2 separate regions of the Homo sapiens genome follow, and region 2 is linked to region 1. Evidence: read pairs that join two places in POLR2A ChIA-PET (ENCODE). Cell type or tissue: OCI-LY7. All regions are shown on one strand. Each heading gives the region's core, and the rest is flanking DNA. Links, peaks and the distances in the headings are about the cores only.

The links. ChIA-PET counts read pairs that join two places held together with the same protein. Peaks named below come from ENCODE experiments on the same cell type or tissue, not always from the same donor. Only the 100,000 strongest peaks of a DNase experiment are listed, where the experiment ranks them.
Region 2: POLR2A ChIA-PET joins it to region 1 with 12 read pairs; 4 of 35 experiments call an interaction of 5 or more read pairs at or near these places.

What each region holds. Positions count from the first base shown.
Region 1 is chr3:183,404,121-183,408,989 of GRCh38, forward strand. All of the region lies in intron 1 of MCF2L2 (MCF.2 cell line derived transforming sequence-like 2), which reads right to left. Among named protein-coding and RNA genes, the nearest start is that of MCF2L2, 22 kb to the right of the region's middle. In OCI-LY7, for the core only: no CTCF peak of the experiment used is centred there; no DNase peak of the experiment used is centred there.
Region 2 is chr3:183,112,220-183,115,903 of GRCh38, forward strand. It overlaps LOC105374247 (a long non-coding RNA gene), which reads left to right. Exons shown (of 3, transcript XR_924772.3): 3 at 1,778-2,034. It also overlaps a transcript of MCCC1 not described here. Among named protein-coding and RNA genes, the nearest start is that of MCCC1, 15 kb to the left of the region's middle. In OCI-LY7, for the core only: no CTCF peak of the experiment used is centred there; a DNase peak (open chromatin) is centred at 2,402; H3K4me3 peaks cover 1,552 bases; H3K27ac peaks cover 1,068 bases.

The DNA of each region.
Region 1 (4,869 bases), core at 1,373-3,872:
TAATAACTTTAACATTTAAAAAATTTATGCACAAATACCTTGGTCCCAAGCCAAATATTAATAAAACAGCTAATAAAAACATTAAAATCATTAGAGTTCACTCATAATTTTTTAAAATTCATTAAAATGAATACAATAACACATTTATCTATCAAACAAGCAAAAATTCAAATAAGAAACAATAAAAATAGGCATCACCAGAAGGCTAATATTACAGGTACGGCATCATTCCCTTAACATGCATTGTTTTAAAACAACCCTGTAAGTTCTGTCATTAGCTCATATGTCATACAAAATCACAAGTGCTGATAAACAGATCAAGTGAAAACAAGAACCCCACATCCTGTTGATGGGTGTAAGTTTCCCAGAAGGCAATCTGACCAAAACGTATTTAAAAACTTCACACTTACACTCTCTAATCCAATAATATTTTCTAGAATTCTACTTGTAAAACAATATGGGCTGGGCGTGGTGGCTCACGCCTGTAATCCCAGCACTTTGGGAGGCCGAGATGGGTGGATCACGAGGTCAGGTGTTCGAGACCAGCCTGGCCAACATGGTGAAACCCCGTCTCTACTAAAAATACAAAAAAATTAGCCGGGCATGGTGGTGGGCGCCTGTAATCCTAGCTACTCGGGAGGCTGAGGCAGAAGAATCACTTGAACCTGGGAGGCGGAGGTTGCAGTGAGCCGAGATCTTGCCACTGCACTCTAGCCCAGGCGACAGTGCAAGACTCCATCTCAAAAACAGAAAGAAAAAAAAAATCTGAAATGTGTGCAAAAATTTCTGACTAAAGATGCTCCTTGCATCTTAAAAATAACATTGGGAAACTGGGAATAACCTATATGAACAACGTAATTTATGGTGAAATCATGTAGCAAAAAATTATAAAGCCGTTAAAATATTATCTATGGAGATGTCTTAATAGAATTTACAATATAATTGAATGTACAGTATAGTTTTCATAAGCAGAATATAATCTATATAATTCTATCTGTAATATGTATTATACATATAAAGAAAGCTAGATCATATAATCTTAACTATGTAAAAATGCCAAAGGAACAAAAAGCTAGAGAGATATAGCTCAAAAGGTAACTGATTATTATTAGAAAATGGGATTATAGACTTTCTTTCTTGTACTTTTCTGTATTTTCCAAATATTGAACAATGAGCATGTATTATTTTTTCTGTATTGTTTTTGTTTGCTAATTCTTCTTAAATTTGTTTTTTTAACCAATAGTATAAGTCACTCTTTTGGGAATACAGTTCTATGAGTTTTGACAAATGCATGGAGTCGTTTAAGCATCGACACAATCAGGATACAATATAGTTGATTGCCCCTGTGAGTCAAACCACTCACCCACCCTTAACCCCTGGAAATCACTGCATTCCTATAGTTTTACCTTTTCCCAGTATCATAGAAAGATTAGTATGTACCTTTTGAATCTGACATCTTTATCTTAGCATAATATATTTCAGATGTATTCATATTATCATCTGTATCAATAAATCATTTCATTATTGAATATGCCACTGGACAGATGTACCTCAGTTTATCAATTCTCCAGGTGAGGGACACCTGGGTTGTTTCCAGTTTCATTTTGTATTTTTTAGACAGGGTCTCACTCTGTCGCCCAGTTGGAGTGCAGTGGCGTGATCTTGGCTCACTGCAACCTCCGCCTCCCGACTTCAAGCAATCCTCATGCCTCAGCCTCCCCAGTAGCTGGGGTTATAGGCGCAAGCCACCATGCCCAGCTAATTTTTGTATTTTTAGCAGAGACAGGGTTTTACCATGCTGGCCAGGCTGTCTCGAACTCCTGACCTTAAGTGATCTGCCTGCCTCAGCCTCCCAAAAGTGCTGGGATTACAGGCGTGAGCCACCACCACACCTGGCCCTGCTTCTAGGTTTTACTGATTAAGAATAAAGCTGCTATAAATATTCATGAACAGATTTTTGAGTGACCGTGAGTTTTCATTTTCTTGGGTTGCGATTACTGAGTCGTATATTAAATGTATGTTTAACTTTATAAGACACTGCCAACTGTTTTCCAACATGGCTGTACCATTTTACATTCCTACCAACAGTGCGTGTAAGATATCCAGTCCCTTGTCATCTTCACCATGTCTTGGTATCGTCATTTTTTTTAGTCACTCTAACAGGTACACAATTTCACTGATGACTACTGATATTGAGCATATTTTCATGTGTTTTTTGCCATCTGTATATCTTATATCTTCCTTGATAAAGTATCCATTCAAATCTTTTGCCCATTTTTAAATTGGGTCATTTGAGTATTTTATTACTCAGCTTGAGAGTTCTTTTTATACATTCTGGATCGAGTCCTTTGTCAGATATGCTATTCACAAGTCTTGGTTTTTTTTGAGACAGAGTTTTGCTCTTGTTGTCCAGGCTGGAGTGCAGTAGCACAATCTCGGCTCACTGCAACCTCTGCCACCCGGGTCCAAGCGATTCTCCTGCCTCAGCCTCCCGAGTAGCTGAGATTACAGGCGCCTGCCACCATGCCCAGCTAATTTTTGTATTTTTAGTAGAGACGGGGTTTCACCACATTGGCCAGGCTGGTCTCGAACTCCTGACCTCAGGTGATCCACCCACCTTGGCCTCCCAAAGTGCTGGGATTACAGGCGTGAGCCACCACACCCAGCCTATTCACAAATCTTTTTTCCCCAGATGGTGGGTTGTCTTTTCATTCTCTTAACAGTATTTTTTGCAGAGAAAAAAAAATGTCAACGTTACCAAAATCTAACTTAAATCAAATTTCTCTTATGAACCAGACTTTTGGTCTTTGTGACCAACTAAGGTCACAAAGATTTCCTCCTATGTTTTCTAACAGATTTTTTATTAGGTTTTACATTTAGGTCCATGATCCACTTTGAGTGAATTTTTCTATATGGGGTGAGGTATACATAAGGATTCAATTGTTTTGCACACAGATGTCTAATTGTTCCAGCACCATTTGTTGAAATTGCCACTACATCATACTCCACTGAACTGCCTTTATACCTTTGTCAAAAATCATTTGGCCATATTTGTATGATACTATTCTGGAATATCTCCTCTGCTCCATTGATCTATATGTCTATCCTTTTGCCAATACCACACTGTCGTGATTACTTTGCTTTAAAGTAAGTTTTAAAATTAGGTAATGTGAGTCCTCCAAATGTACTCTTTTAAAAAAAAATTGTTATTATAGTTCTTTTTGCCTACTATAGTATCTCTTTTAGCTGATTCTCAATTTCTACAAAAATATACAATAGATTTTTTATTGAAGTCGTGTTTAATTCATGGATCAATTTGGGAAGAATTGACATCTTGAGTCTTCCAAACCTTAAATATGGATGATATGTTAGTTTTATAAACAGAGGTTTTGAAACCCTTATGAAATATCACATAATGCTCATTCTCCTCCCTCTTTCTTCTGCTTCTTTTTTAGATTCTACTGCAAAGCCACAGAAAATGACCAGGAAACATGATCTTTCTTTTTAAAATCTGGGTCAGTTTTCCCAAGGCACTGAGGGAGAAAATGGTCACCTCACATATGAGGTTTGTGTAGTGGAATTTTCCTTCTCATTTCTGCAGAATATGTCAAGGTCTAAAATCCCATTTCACAGCCTGCGGGCTTGTTCCTCCTTTGCAAGCAAGGCTAGAGGTATAAATATTGCAATAGAAATAAAATGGAATGAAGAATAGGAGGATGAGAATGCAAGAGTTCATAAGGCCTGTCATTCTAGTCTAGGTCCTGCACCAAACCCTCTTCACGGCGGGGGAGAAAAAAGAGGAAAGAGAAAGATGCTATGGGGTATGGGAGGTGCCAGTAAATTGGTGAGGGTAAGGGCCTGTGAAACCCTGAGGGCTAGGGTGGCCAGGGGACACTTTTGACACAAAGATGCCTCCGGCTCCATTTCAAAGTGTCTGTGTTGCTAGACGGTAAACATTTGCTCTCCCATCTTCGGAAAATTACCTTGTCCCCCCCAATCTTCTGTGTGCATGATTTTTGAGACACTGGGAGAAAGAGCTGGATTTCACAACTAAACCAACCAAGTGCAAAAGAAAGGCAGCCACTGTGAAAACTGGAGCCCAGAGTAGAGAGGCCAGGAGACCACAACATCAGCCCAACAATGAAAGAGAACCCTGGGGAGGCTTGGGACTCCACGAGCGACCTGGGAATGATGGCTAACTTTGCCTAAATACTGTCTTATGTTTGCTTAATGTCTACCTCCCCATTAGACCGCAGGCTCCAGAAGGACATTCCTTCATTCCTCCTGGCCCCCATTACACCTGAGGAGCTGCGCAGGATGCTGCGGCTGCAGCAGTGGAGGTGGTGGCCTGGTTCTGGCCCCTAGGGACCTATGGCCATGGGCAGGGGTTATCCCCACTCCTTCATATCCCATCCTTAGACCTGGCCCAGTGCCCAGCTCCCGCAGGCCTTCATGAAATATGGTTAGTCTTAAATTGGGGATTAAAGAGGAGAAACAGGCAGAAGGACCTCTTTCCCCACAGCAATTTAATTAATTCTAGCTTCCCAGGGTATTGAAAGAGAAAGCTAAAATGAATGTGAACTGATCTAACAATAGGTAGAAAAAAACAGACACACAATCCAAAACCTGGGCTGGACAGGTTCAGTTCAAATAACTGAACAAAGAAATCCAGAGGCAACTCTTCTAAGCCTCTGTGCTCATTTTGAACACCTGTAGTTTGTCCACATGCATACAGTTTGTACTTATAACTCCCTCACAGTAAAGTCCTCTAAATACAGAAAGTCTTCTATACTAAATAAAAGTGCATAGTGGTGCTGCCACCTTGCCATGATAATGGGAGGTTATAACTTTATTAGATTATTAGACTTT
Region 2 (3,684 bases), core at 1,185-3,684, 290 kb before region 1:
TCAATTAAGATGTTTTTGCCTGTAAGCCACAGAACATCCAACTAAAAATGAGGGAAATTTATTTCACATAACAAGGACAGAAGGTAGGGTGTTTCCAGGACTGGTTAACTCAATAGCTCAATGTTATCACCAAGGATGTGGCCATGTGCTTTCTATCCTGCTCTACCATTTTCAGCAAGTGTCAAAAGAAGGCTGCAGTGGCTCCTACCATCACAGCAGACACAACATCAAGCAAAGACAAGACATTTTCTCTCATGCATATGAGTTTTTCTCCCCTGGTTTAAAAAACCTTTTATTATGGAAAAGCTTTACCATTACAAGAGTGGGTAGAATTATATAATAAATCCCTGTACACATTATACAATTTTAATAATTATCAACTCACGATTAACCTTTTTCATCTATATCCCACCTATCACCACTTCCTATCAGATTTTTCTGAGGCAAATTTCAACCATCATTTAATTTCATCCATAAATATTTCAGCATGTATACCAGCATGCAAACCGTTCCAGACTTTACCCTATGTATCTCTTCATCTGTCTATTTGTATACTTTAAAATATCCTTTGAAGGCTGGGCGCATTGGCTCACACCTGTAATCTCAGCCCTTTGGGAGCTTGGGCAGGAGGATTGCTTGAGACCAGAAGTTGGAGACCAGCCTGGCAATGTAGTGAGACCCCCATCTTAAAAAATAAAAAAAAATAAAAAATAAAAAAAAAATTGGCCGGGCACGGTGGCTCACGCCTGTAATCTCACCACTTTGGGAGGCCAAGGCCGGCGGATCACGAAGTCAAGAGATCGAGACCATCCTGACCAAGATGGTGAAACTCCGTCTCTACTAAAAATACAAAAATTAGCTGGGCGTGGTAGTGGGCGCCTGTAACCTCAGCTACTCGGGAGGCTGAGGCAGGAGAATCCCTTGAACCCGGGAGGCAGAGATTGCAGTGAGCCGAGATGGCTCCACTGCACTCCAGCCTGGTGACAGAGCGAGACTCCATCTCAAAAAAAAAAAAAAAAAATTAACTGGGCTTAGTGGTGGGAGCCTGTGGTTCCAGCTACTTAGAAAGCTGAAGTAGAACAGCAAACTATCGCAAGGACAGAAAACCAAACACCGCTGTTCTCACTGATAGGTGGGAATTGAACAATGAGAACACTTGGACAGGAAGGGGAACATCATACTCCGGGGACTGTTGTGGGGTGGGGGGAGGGGGGACGGATAGCATTAGGAGATATACCTAATGTAAATGACGAGTTAATGAGTGCAGCACACCAACATGGCACATGTATACATATGTAACAAACCTGCACATTGTGCACGTGTACCCTAGAACTTAAAGTATAATAATAAAAATAAATAAATAAAAAATAAAAAAAAGGAAGCTGAGGTGGGAGGTTCCCTTAAGTCCAGGAGGTCAAGGCTGCAATGAGCTGTGATCACACCGCTGTGGTCCAACCTGGGTGACAGAAGATGACTCTGTCTCAAAAAAAAATAAAAAAAAATTTAAAAAAAGGGTCCTTTATAATAAACTGGTAAAAGTGTTTCCCAGAGTTCTGGGAGCCACTCTAGCAAATTAATAGAACCTGAGGAGGGAGTTGTGGAAATCCTGATTTTTAGCTGGTGGGTCAAAAATACAGGCAAAATAACCCAGGGCTTGCAACTGGCATCAGAAGTGCAGAGCGGGTGGGGAGCTGTCTTGGGGGGTGAGCCCTCAACCCGTGGGTGTAATGCCCAACCTTGTTTTTTCCTTATTCACCAGGCCTTGTTTCTCCCTTAGCTAAGAGAACAAGACAAACTCCATCTTGGCTCTTTCACTGGCAGCCTCTTCCTCAAGGACTTAACTTGTGCAAGCTGACTCCCAGCACATCCAAGAATGCAATTAACGGATAAGATACTGTGGCGAGCTATATCCGCAGTGCCCAAGAATTCGTCTGATTGATAACGCCCAAAGCCCTGTGTCTATCACCTTGTAATAGTCTTAAAGCCCCTGCACCTGGAACTGTTTACTTTCCTGTAACCATTTATCCTTTTACCTTTTTGACTACTTAACTTCTGTAAAATTGTTTTAACTAGACCCCCCGCCCCCCTTCCTAAACCAAGATGTAAAAGTTAATCAAGCCCCTTTCTTGGGGCCAAATTTTGAGCGTTAGCCGTCTCTCGGTCGCTGGCTAATAAAGGACTTTTAATTCATCTCAAAGTGTGGCGTTTTTCTAACTCGCTCGGGTACAACATGGGATCTGATGCTGTCTCCAGGCAGTGTCAGAATTGAATTGAAGGAAGCCATCTGGTGTCCACTGCAGAACTGATGGCTTGCTCGGTATTTGAGGGTGGGGAGAAACATACACATTTGATCACAGCAGTTTTCTGTGTTGATTGTTATGGTGTGAAAGAAGAAGTAAGACAGTATTTTCCTCTCAAGTCCCTTTGGGGGAAGAAGGGGAAGAATCTTCACAGGCTCTTCCTCCTAGAGAGCAAGCCACTTATTCAGACAGTGACTCTAGATCTAAAAATTGCCTCGGTTCTGGAAACGGAGCAAGGAATCGTGGTGTTTTATTGGAGTGACCACCCTTAGCCTCCTGCCTCTCCACTGTCTGTTGTTGTTGCTGTTGCTTTAGATGTTAAGCAGGACCCATGCTGGCTGCCCCTGTATTTTGCTCCTAGGGATTCCCTGCTCCATTAACCACATCCACAGTCCTGCAAACCAAGCTCCTTTGGATGCCCCTCTACCTTGCCAGTTGTTATGGTAATGACAGTCTCCCGGCTCGTGGTGCTAAATGCTGCCGCCTGGCTTTGTTTCAGGGGACCCATCATTCCCACACTCCCAGTTCTGGGACCTCTCTCCTACCAACTGTGTTACAAAAAAGAGCCACACCAACGTGCCCAGGGATGCCGGCACCCCTCTGACGGCCTTGATAAAAGATGTATCCTAAGCCCTCTCATGGAAAACAATCCTCTAGCATGTCTTCTGACCTTACTAAAACACATCAATTCAACACTCTCCTCAACCTCCTTATTCCTTCCTCTGCCATCTGCCAGGGCCACCCAGGCATCTCCGCTTTGCTTAGAATTGGCTATCATTTCTTCCAGGCTTCTAAGAGCCATCTCAGCAAGTGTCCATTCCCTGGAGTTCTTGCTGGGTGTTAAATACCATGTTCAAGAATCTACCCTGAGGTCAGTGAATTCTTGCTCACCCAGATTTACCTTTTGGCTCTATTGACCAAGCACCTTCAAAATCCAACCCCAGGAGTACTCACCTGGGTCCAGCCTGTCCGTGCCAGCGGATTCTTGCCATTTTGGGTGTGTGTTGTCTCTTCCCCTACTTATGTTACCAGAGAGAAGGTCCTAAATGCTGCCAGGTGCGGTGGCCCACGCCCGTAATCCCAGCACTTTGGGAGGCTGAGGTGGGTGGATCATCTGAGGTCAGGAGTTGGAGACCAGCCTGGCCAACATGGTGAAACTCCATCTCTACTAAAAATACAAAAATTAGCTGGGCATGGTGTTGGGCGCCTGTAATCCCAGCTACTCGGGAGGCTGAGGTGGAAGAATCGCTTGAACCCGGGAGGCGGAAGTTGCAGTGAGCCGAGATCACGCCACTGCACTCCAGCCTGAGTGACAAGAGCAAAACTCCATCTCAAATTAAAAAAAAAAAGTCCTAAATGTGATGTCCAGGTTCTTGGCGTATTG